Linked DNA regions of Homo sapiens: region 2 is linked to region 1. A link is an interaction called in ENCODE POLR2A ChIA-PET data of the cell type or tissue named here. Cell type or tissue: Panc1. All regions are shown on one strand. Links, peaks and the distances in the headings refer to the core of each region. The heading gives the core; the rest is flanking DNA.

Region 1 (5,876 bases), core at 3-2,502:
GCTTTTTAACTAGCCGTGAACCTGCATAATCTCACTCAGTCCACATTTCTTCAGTTATTTGTAAAGATACGTAAAACACTTTATCAGACTTCTTTTCGAAATGACATAGATTTTGTCTGTTGCAGTTCACTTATTTGCCTATATAGCGAACTTGTCCAGAAAGGCAAAAGCCATCTTGGCAAAATACGTTCTTCATGAACCTCTTTATTACCAGATTCTTTTTTTAGTGCTTCTATTAATAGTTCTTGTAGTGAACCAACATTTTATTATGGAAAATATTCATGACAGATTTCTAAAAAAATACTTGATGGGAAGAAACCTCCAAAGCTCTCAACAATAACATTGACATAATAAGCCTAAAAACTGGGACCCTAAAAGTAGAGAACCTGAAAGTTTTCCCTGAAATTGTTTGCCTGGAATATTTATTCTCTGAGTGGCTTCCTCTCTCCATACCCCAACCAGTTTTTCTTTATGTTGTGAGGAGCAGAGGTGAGAAGGTACAGTGCTGACACAGCCATCCTGTTTGTCCAAATTTCATTCACATTTTAAGGCCCCCTTCATTTGGTATTTGCACTTTTGACATTTACTTGATTTTAAAATTTATACATGGGTATGGAATTACTTTTTTTTTTTTAACCTTCTAAACAAAGTAGTCTAGCGTGCCTATATATTTACCATTTAAAAAAATAAATTTGAGGGTTATGTCGACTTAAACAACAGTGAAGATGAAGAGAGTTATCAGAGTGAGAAAGAGGACCTTTCAAAGAGGGAGATGGGCCGAGAATGGGAGATATGGGAAAGTCTGTGTTGGGAACCCCAGAGACATGTACTTAAAACATGTTTCTCTAGTGAGTAGATATTCCACTTGTTTTATAGATTTGCATTTGAGGGAGATGTAGACTGCAGAGAACGAACAATAATGGAAAGTTAGGTTAAAAAATTAGAGAAAGAAGAGTGGAAATAAAGGATTCGGGGAATGGGAAAGGTAGGGACCTCGGCCTCATCATATCCCATTGTTATTTACTTTTTATTTTTTATTAAAGACAAGGTCTTGCTGTGTCGCCCAGGCTGGGGTGCAGTGTTGCAATCATAGTGACTGCAGCCTTCAACTCCTGGACCCAGGTGATCTTCCTACCTTGGCCTCCTAAAGTGCTGGGATTTACAGGCATGAGCCATCATGCCCAGCCTGTGTCCCACTGTTGAACTTGCCATCTTTGGTTCATTGTCTACAGGCGACAAGGGGACGGGCCTGAGGATTTCTGATCACAGAGTCTTGGTTTTAATCTAGGTGTACCACTTACTGGCTGTTAACAGTGTGTCTTAGTTAATTCCTGAGTTTGTATCTTATTTTTCAGCATAATTTTTAGGAAAAGCACTTTGTAAACTATGAAGTGCTATAGAATATTGGTTATGATGAGGGCCTCGGACTTACTGGTATAATCCAGACCTTCTCCATGGGTTTATTTTCCTTGTTTAGTTGCTGTGTTTTTGATTTCTTCTTTTTTCACAGTATGACTTACCCTCCATCCCATGCCCTCCTCCAGAGTTCTCTACTCCCTCTCAGATGGCAGCTCTTCAAATCTTTGTTTATGTACTGATGGGACAAGGCTCAAGCACCCACTTCTTCTCTTTCAGCTGTTATATTTGAACAGCTTTCTAGATCATATTTCTCTAGGACTTCTATGTTTAATAGTGGGCATTTCAAGGTTTAGTTTTGAATCAGGTTGACAGGGCAGTGGTTTTGTTCTTAATAACAAAATCACTTTAGGATAATTAGAACCGTATAGCAATTTAACCTTCAAATCACACTACTTTTGGCTGGTCACAGTGGCTCATGCCTGTTATCTTAGCACTTTGGGAAGCTGAGGTGGGAGGATCACTCAAGCCCAGGAGTTTGAGACCAGCTTGGTCAACACAGCAAGACCCTGTTTCTTTAAAAAAAAAAAAAAAAAAAAAAAAGTCAAATCACATGACTTTTTATATAATTTACACTGAGTCTAAGTGAACTATTAATACTATAATTCTAGTATTTTAGTAGAATAGAAATTGTCAAACTATGGCCCATGGGCCAAATCTGACCTACCACTTGTTTTTGTAAATAAAGTTCTTTGGAATGCAGCCATGCACATTTGAAAAAAATATATTGTCTATATCTACTTTCATGCTGCAACAGCAGAGTTCAATAGTTGTGGCAGAGGTGGTATGGCTAGCAAATCCTAACATATTTACTGTCCAGCAATTTGCAGAAACAGTTTGCTGTGACCCCTGTTCTAGTAGAGATGCTGCAGGCAATCTTGGAAGAGTTGGTAGTTTACCAGGGATCAGGTTTTGTGAATTTCCCATGGCAGTAATTTTCCCAGGAAACTCTTCACATTTCCTTTGAGCAGCTTGACCTCACATGTGAGAAACACAACTGTAGATGACTTATGTGATGAAAGGCATCAGATATCAAAATCACCAACTAACTAGACTAGTTAGAATACCTAGTGTGATTTTTTGGCTAATGTGCTTTTTGAGTTTTTCTCCCTTTGTTTTTTCTCCTCTTTTCCTGCCCTGCCCCTGTATCCCTCCCTGACTTAAACAGGTTTGAATTCCTCAGCAACATCTACAGCAAATAATAGCCGTTGCGAGGGGGAACTCCGCCTCGGAGAGAGAGTGTTAGTGGTAGGACAGAGACTGGGCACCATTAGGTTCTTTGGGACAACAAACTTCGCTCCAGGTAACTCATCTGCATATTTTCTTAACTTGAATTCTTTAGAGTACAAAAGGTTTAAAATTTTACATGTAAATAGAATTTAATTGTAGAGAAATCTTGATGAACAGTTTTTGTGGATGGCAGCTATAGTACAGAAAATGTGAAATGATGATGAAAACTCAGACTGTTTACTCACGTGGATGGTTACCCATACATTTTTTTCTTGCCATTTGTGTTTTAAATGGTCGGTGTTAAAAATTAGTTGTCATTCTCCAATTTTACTCTTACTGATTGCTGGGTGTGCTAAGTGACAGGCAAACATTTTAGGATTAGATTTTTGCTACGGATAATCTTTAAAATAAGTAGTAAATAATGAGTTAATTGTATACCTTTTTAAAAGAGTGGCTTGCAGAGAAAAGCACACAAAAGGGCTCAAAATACATGTTTTTGGGGCCCTTAAAAATACATGTTTGTGTATTTATATATTCATTCCAATCTATACGTAACATTGTTTCCAAAAGTAAAGATTACTTTCTATTTTTTTTTTTGAGACGGAGCTTCGCTCTTGTTGCCCAGGCTGGAGTGCAATGGCATGATCTCAGCTCACCGCAACCTCTGCCTCCTGGGTTCAAGCGGTTCTCCTGCCTCAGCCTCCCGAGTAGGTGGGATTACAGGCATGCGCCACCACGCCCCGCTAATTTTGTATTTTTAGTAGAGATGGTATTTCTCCATGTTGGCCAGGCTGGTCTCGAACTCCCAAACTCAGGTGATCTGCCCGCCTTGGCCTCCCAAAGTGCTGGGATTACAGGTGTGAGCCACCGTGCCCAGCCAGATTGCTTTCTTTTGTGTTGTCAATGATTATAATTTTAAACAGAAGTCGGTTGAACAAAACCAAGTTTGTATGTTTAGATAGCAATATGCTATTTTAACACATGGTGGCATTGCAGCATTTTAGGAAAAGGTTATCTAGAACATTGATTAAAAAAAAAAAAGTTTGTAGCATTTAGCCAAGAACTATGAGGGATCTGAGATTTTACCCTATTTGCAAGCTAACAAATTCGCCTGCCACAGTTTCATAGATGTTGGTGGAAGATACTGTGAGTACTAGAGTCATCACAGGTTTGAGACAAAGCACTCTAGTACTCACAGTCATAGCAGTAGCCAGAGTATCAGCATTTTCTTGAACTATTATTCCCTTAGTGCCAATTCCCACAGGGTGAGAGCGAGCGAGCCAGGTGTCACCTGCACAGCCAGTGTTTTTTGTTCCAGGAGAGGACCCTAGAGCTTAGGGAATCTGAATCTTTGAACTTATGGTACACATCCCTGCCATTTGCTCTGGTGGGAGATGCTAGCTCTATCCTCCAAGGCTGTCCCCTATACAGATGTTTATGAAAAGGTAGTCTAGAACGAAAGTAGTCACTGCCTCTACCCATAAGACATGCGGAAACATGACAGGACCATAGGCGACTGTCTCCCAACACAGTCTTGTTTCACTAATACCACTTATAATTGCAAGCCAACTGCGTGATTTGAGTTAGGTGTTTTATAATTCATGACTTTCTTAGGTCTCCAGGTAGTAATTGAGATTAGTTAGGATATACTTAATATAGGATTCAAATAAAAACTTAACCGCACAGGTAGGTTATTTTTTTACAATTACTATTTGTCTTTTGAGTTCCCTTTCTCTGATGTTATTAAACCAAGATAGAATGGTTTGATTCTTTGGATATAATTCTTCATTTTAGGTTGATTTCAGTTTTTAAATTCCTAATGTAAAGCATTTAGAAATTTGGGAAGTAGTAAGCAAATATAATAAAAAGTGGAAACTTTTTTGTTAAAAACATTCTGTCCTGTAAGGAAGTAGTAGCATTAAAAATTAATCACTGCTACAGAACAGTGGTAATATCTTAAGTATTTGGAGGTTATAAGATCTAGATTTGAGGGAGGTCATATTTGGTCTCATCAGCATTTTTTATCAGTGCCACCTTGGAAAGAAAATTAACATTTAAATGGGAAGATATCCATACCACACCACTGCCAAAGTGTAGTCTTTATTGTTAACACTTGTCATATGTATTTCTGCTGTATGCTACATGTTTCCAAGAGTTACATGGTTAACATTAGCAATTATATGGTAAATTAAAATGGGAAAATGCAAAAATTATATAGGAAAGCATAAAAGGCAGAAGCAAGTAAAACTTGGAAAATTGTAACTGTAGCACTGAGAAATAACAGTGGCAACCAGACTAACCTGGTTTAGGACATGTGGAAATGTGATGACCTATGTTCAGAGCGTTAGTGCAGCTTAACAATAGTTTTGTAACATTACTTGTATTACATAGTAGGAAATGGACTCAGGTATCATCTTTTTATACATAGAGGAAAAAAATTAAGAACTTGTGAGTTGGTTTTTTAGAAGGCATATAATTAACTCTTTGAACTAGTAATCTGGAAGAAACACTATTTTTGTAATTTGTAATAAGTTTCTTGATATCTATCTCCTGTTTTTTTACTTGATACTGATTATAAGAGACCAAATCCAATTACTACTGTACACTCCTTTTAAATCACAAGTAAATGGACTACTAGATACTTCTAATTGGTCTTGAGGCACCCTCAATTAGAAAATCCTTATTTTAGGATTTTGTGTCCATTTACCTTATATTGGGTAAAACCACATTTAAAGCAACCTTGCTACTTTAATTTTAGGCTGTCTAGAAAAGGAAATCCTGTTATTTCCTTCAGAGTAGGTCCTTTTAAATACAAAAAGTCTTTAAAATAATTCTCCCTATTAGCTAACCTAAACCTTTTCATTTAGGTAAAAAAAAAAAGATTTTTCTTTTTACCTTGGGTGGAAAAAAGAAAAGAAAAAGCACTCATCATGATGTCTAGTGGTATTTTCTATAATATTTTTGTCCTTCTTTAATTATTTGAGCACTGTTTGTGGTGTTCTAATGTTAGGTGAGTAAGATGAAAAGATTGCATGTTCATTTTATGATTTTTAAATCTCAATATTATGTTTCACTTCTTTCACTGAAACACTATATTACCAAGTCAAGAACAGTTTTTCACTGCAGCTTTTAGATATATTTTGGTCATATACTGTTTACACAATTGCCAATTCTTGCCAAATTTGTGTTTGTGCATTTTATTTTCCTCCTTTAATGTACTGCTCTGCAAT
Region 2 (4,428 bases), core at 1,786-4,285, 96 kb before region 1:
GCAGATGAAGACACGGGCTCAGAGATGCCAGGTCACAGAGCCAGGGGATGGAGGTGTCATGACTCAGGCTCTGGTGTTCTAATTCCAACTCTCAGGAGCGTGATACCCTCTGGCTCCTGAGAATGCGTGGCCCATTTACCATACCCCTTGTTTCTTTCCCCTCCTGCTCTCTTCCTCCTCTTTTTCTTCTTCCTCCAATTTAGGCCAGTCAGCTTTATCTATGGGCATTAACTGAGCCCCGCCAGTGCTATCACTCCAGCCAAAACCGATTGCTGCCTCGTGTGCTAGACTTCAAGGCTGTCTGCAGTGACAGCGTTCAGAAGCGGGTGACTAGATCAGTGGAATCCTAGAGCCACCTGATGCAGGGCCCACCGACCATTCACAAAGTTACTTTGTGAAGTCCAGGAGTGCGATCAAGCCTGCAGTGTCCAGGGTCCTTCCTAAAATTGAATTAGAGTGCTGAGTGAATTAACTGTTTGCTCCTCTTCTTGTGTGATGCATTTTTAATTACATTTCATAAAAACGTCTGGATGGATTGATGGAGCTTTAGTTAAACTTCAGGTAGGCAGGGGGAGTAGACGATGGTGCAGTATAACATGTTCTGTTAATACAGGCTCAGAACACATGTACTTTATGGCAGTTCAACTGAATCTTTGATGTAGGGCTACTTAAAAATATATTACCTTTGAAAAGATTTCCTTTGAAAGATAGAGTGGGTGCTTTAGCAGCCTGTAAGCCGTCAGCCAGACGATCAATTGACAAACACGTCAGCACTTATAATTCACTGCAGCGGCTCCCCTGATACATGCAAAACACTGGTTTATTTCAGAAAAAGAATATATTTCTCAAAATCCCTTTCATTCACATTGTAAGGTTTATGAGGCAAGTCTTGTCAATCCTAGGCCCTTCACAATGAAAGAAAAGTCTCTTTGGTCTGTCTGCCCTGCGTTTCCTACAACATGGATTATTTTAGGCTCTGAACTGGGCATACGATGTGAGGAAGGAGAATAGATACGGCTTAAAGTAAACAGCAGCTCAGACCCCAGCCACGGAGGGAGGTTATATTTCATTTTGAAGATTGTATTTATACTTGCAAAAAGCTATCACTGTTCTGCCAGAATATGATGTTTACTTTTTTTTTTTTTCTCCATGAATCCTTTTGATGGGAGCAGAAAATTCTGTTTTTTTCCCTGGGGTGGAACTGTTTACAGTGTCACTAAAGTGTTGGGTAAAGGGCTGGGCTCAGTACCTCCCTCTCCACAGCTCTGGGGTCTCCATGGTCGGGAAGATGAAAGCTGTGCTCCTCCAGAGTGGAGCTGGCCCGAGTGAGAAGATGGGTATGACATGTACCCCTTAGATTGATCTGTGGTGGGTTCCTCCTTCTCTGCATCCCGGACAGTCCTTGGTTTCTAACTCTATGAAGAAAAAGTATAGACTCATGGGTCTTCAATGAGTTGGGTTCATTGGCTTAATAATTTTTATTAAAACAAAAAGCAGAACAAAGAAAAACTGTCCTCCCTTCCCCCTTGGGCAAAGGAAGTGGATTTGGCCCAGCAAGGATACCATTCTTGGGTAGAAGGGAGATGGTGGGCGTGAGCAGCCCTTGTCTGAGAAGCTGTACAGCTGGGTTTGCCCCTCCTGCCACCAGCAATGCGTGCTCCAAGGCAGACTCAAGTTTGTGGAAGACCTGGTCTCTAGGAGGCAAAACTGACCAGATGCCACAAAACTGTTCCATTGTGGATTTAATTCCTTTTGTACAAAGTCTAATTCACATGTAATTTGAGCTAAGTCTGGTAGTTGGTATGGTAGCCAAAAACACATCTTTGACCCGCCTGCTCCTATGTCGGCTCAGCACTGCTTCACCTTTGACCTAATTGACCCCCAGCCCCCAGCACCTTGGCAACCCCTCCCCATCTTCCCTGGAGTGGGGGAAGCTGACTTGGAATTCCAGTAGCCTAAGGTTACTGGGCAACACAATGGTGTCACCAGCTCACTGTCCCGGCTGCCTGGGTCTGGTGGCAGCTGGGGGCTTTTATGACATCGTGTGTGGGGACCTATGGCAGGAGCCTCGCCCTGTCCTGGCACACGTTGGCCCCAAGCAAACGTGGAGGTCCTCCAGAGGGACAAGGAGGCATCATGGGCATCTCCACAGCTGATGGCAGGATCCCGGGTGCCCTGTACCCCTTCGTCTGCTGCCTGCAATATGGTGGGTGGGCACTTCCTGCTGCTTGCCAGCCTAGCCTGGCGAGGGACAACCTCTAGTCTCAGACAGCCTCCTGCCATGCATGCTCACGGAAAGCACCGTTGTTCATTCCGGACCCTTCCTGCGTGTTCTCCATGATACTGACCCCTTCTGTGGTGGAATAATCTGCCTGGCTCCCTGCTGCCGCTAGCTTGCATGGCCACAGCAGGGGGCACTCGGCCACCCTTTCCACTTTCTACCCAGCCCTGGACTTTTAAGATGAGGCCCTTTACGGAAGGAGGCCTGGGCTGGAGACTCAGCCTTGCTTCCCCTCACTGCTGGAGTGGCTCCACTTCATATCCCGGTTCCAGTAATGAAAATGTGTATAATTCCTGGGGTTCCACCCCTCATGGTACCCCAGTTTCACCCACTGTGTCCCACTCCAGTCTCCCTGCAGCTGGGGAACAGCTTCGTTTCCTCGGACCTCCAGGAATCCTGCCCCTAAATCTGAGCCCAGGCAGGGCCCACTTTCTGAGCAGTCCCACCTGAAGCCACTTACTTGTGAGCTAGACCTCAAAGGCCGCTCACACTGTGTGTCTCCTGCTCACTCAGCTCAGTGCCCAGCTTACCTAAGGCTCACCCCATGGTGACCCAATGGTTGGTCTGCCCAACCATTTAGGGAGAATGCCCAGATCTCTGTCGGGCAAGTTTGCTGAACCTGGTCCATCCTCACGTGCTTACCTTGGCCCCTGCCCTGCCTGGGTGGCTGGACTTCCCTGCGTTGCCTGCAGTCCAGGCAGCTCCTAAGTGTCCACCCAGCAGTGGGTGTGGCTTGGCTCTAGAATCGGCTGGCCTGGGCACTGCCTGAGCACTTCTCTGAGATGAGGGCGGCAACAGGAGCAAATGCGAGCAGACAGCTGGGTGTGTCCCTTTCCAGCAGAGGGGTGGGTTGTGGCCCCTCTTGGTAGTTTAATCAGCTGTTCTTTGGGTGCCTTTGAATAATAATTGGACAAGTCAAGGTGGGATTCATTTACTCAGAGTCATAGCCTCTCTCTGGGGGAGGTTGCTATAGTCCCTAGGGACCCAGTTTAACAAGTTTTTGAGCCCACAGTCCCAGCAAGAATGGGTTTGAGGTCTATAATTACCCCAAACTTTAAAAATCAGCTTTGCAGCAGATCTGGAGGATCGTCCCTTTGCTGTACCCCAGTGGGTAAGAATTCTTGTCTTTTGCCAACCCATTGAGCCGGCATTGAATCACTCAATTACTGCAAAATCTTTTCTAAATAGAACGCACACCACAGCCTCCAGTGGAAGCATTCCAAGATCTGCAGCAAATATCTAGCTCATTGGCAGAAGCAGGTTTTTGGCATGAACAACTGTTTTTCACTTTGATTTCGACTCCAGCAGAAGTTCTGCAAGATGACCTGGGAATAAAGTTGGCCAAGAAGCCTCCGAGGGGAGATCGGCGTGTGAGTACGTATGCCTCACCCACGCTATCTTCTGAGCTCCAGCACCCACGGCATGTGGAGAATGGGCTGCCTTGTTTGGGAGGCTTGGTTTACCCTACTCCGTCGAGAAGCATGTAATGCGTAGGGCAGTGAGAGCATTTGCTACATGCTTAGGCCGAGAGGCAGCGTGGCTGGTATTGTGAGCTGTCAGCTTTAAGTTTACAGCATTGAAACTGAGCTTGGGAAGGAGGAGAGGACAGAGGACGGGTGGGGCTGTGTGTTTTAATCCTGGCTCACTCAGCCTTCTCATTTTGGGAGCCATGCACTTCTAAACAAAGCTCTCAATAGGGACTTTGTCAATGCTGTGCCGCTACTTAACCTTACAACAAAGAAGCTTTGCGACCATTTGCGCACCCATGTCTGCTTTAGGCAGGTGGAGTGACGCAATAGTTACGGGCAATGGAATGTAATAAAAAGAGCAGAGAGATTCTAACACCAGACTCATCTGTGCAAAATTTTGCTCTATTCTCTTCTTAGCTGTATGACCTTCAGCCAGACACTTGAGGGGGCCTCTCCCCACACCTTCGGTTTTCATATGCGCAAAACTGAAGAATGCTATGTGCTTCATTCACTGTTGTGAGGCTTAAGTGATCTCAAGGAATGAACCCAGTTAAAACCCTATCAAGCATGCAACTATACATTCTCCACCCCCCACCCCACCCCAAATTAAGGCCAGCACTTGAAGCATTAAATACTGTCATTGTGGGGTCTAAAAGTTCTGGTTAACCTTTGAACCCC

Evidence for each region. ChIA-PET counts read pairs that join two places held together with the same protein. Peaks named below come from ENCODE experiments on the same cell type or tissue, not always from the same donor. Only the 100,000 strongest peaks of a DNase experiment are listed, where the experiment ranks them.
Region 2: POLR2A ChIA-PET joins it to region 1 with 7 read pairs; 2 of 35 experiments call an interaction of 5 or more read pairs at or near these places.

The regions. Positions count from the first base shown.
Region 1 is chr2:29,157,749-29,163,624 of GRCh38, forward strand. CLIP4 (CAP-Gly domain containing linker protein family member 4) reads left to right here. Exons shown (of 16, transcript NM_024692.6): 12 at 2,585-2,719. Among named protein-coding and RNA genes, the nearest start is that of CLIP4, 45 kb to the left of the region's middle. In Panc1, for the core only: no CTCF peak of the experiment used is centred there; no DNase peak of the experiment used is centred there.
Region 2 is chr2:29,060,241-29,064,668 of GRCh38, forward strand. It overlaps PCARE (photoreceptor cilium actin regulator), which reads right to left. Exons shown (of 2, transcript NM_001029883.3): 2 at 1,455-4,428. Among named protein-coding and RNA genes, the nearest start is that of PCARE, 12 kb to the right of the region's middle. RefSeq lists an enhancer at 2,631-3,545. In Panc1, for the core only: no CTCF peak of the experiment used is centred there; no DNase peak of the experiment used is centred there; H3K27ac peaks cover 314 bases.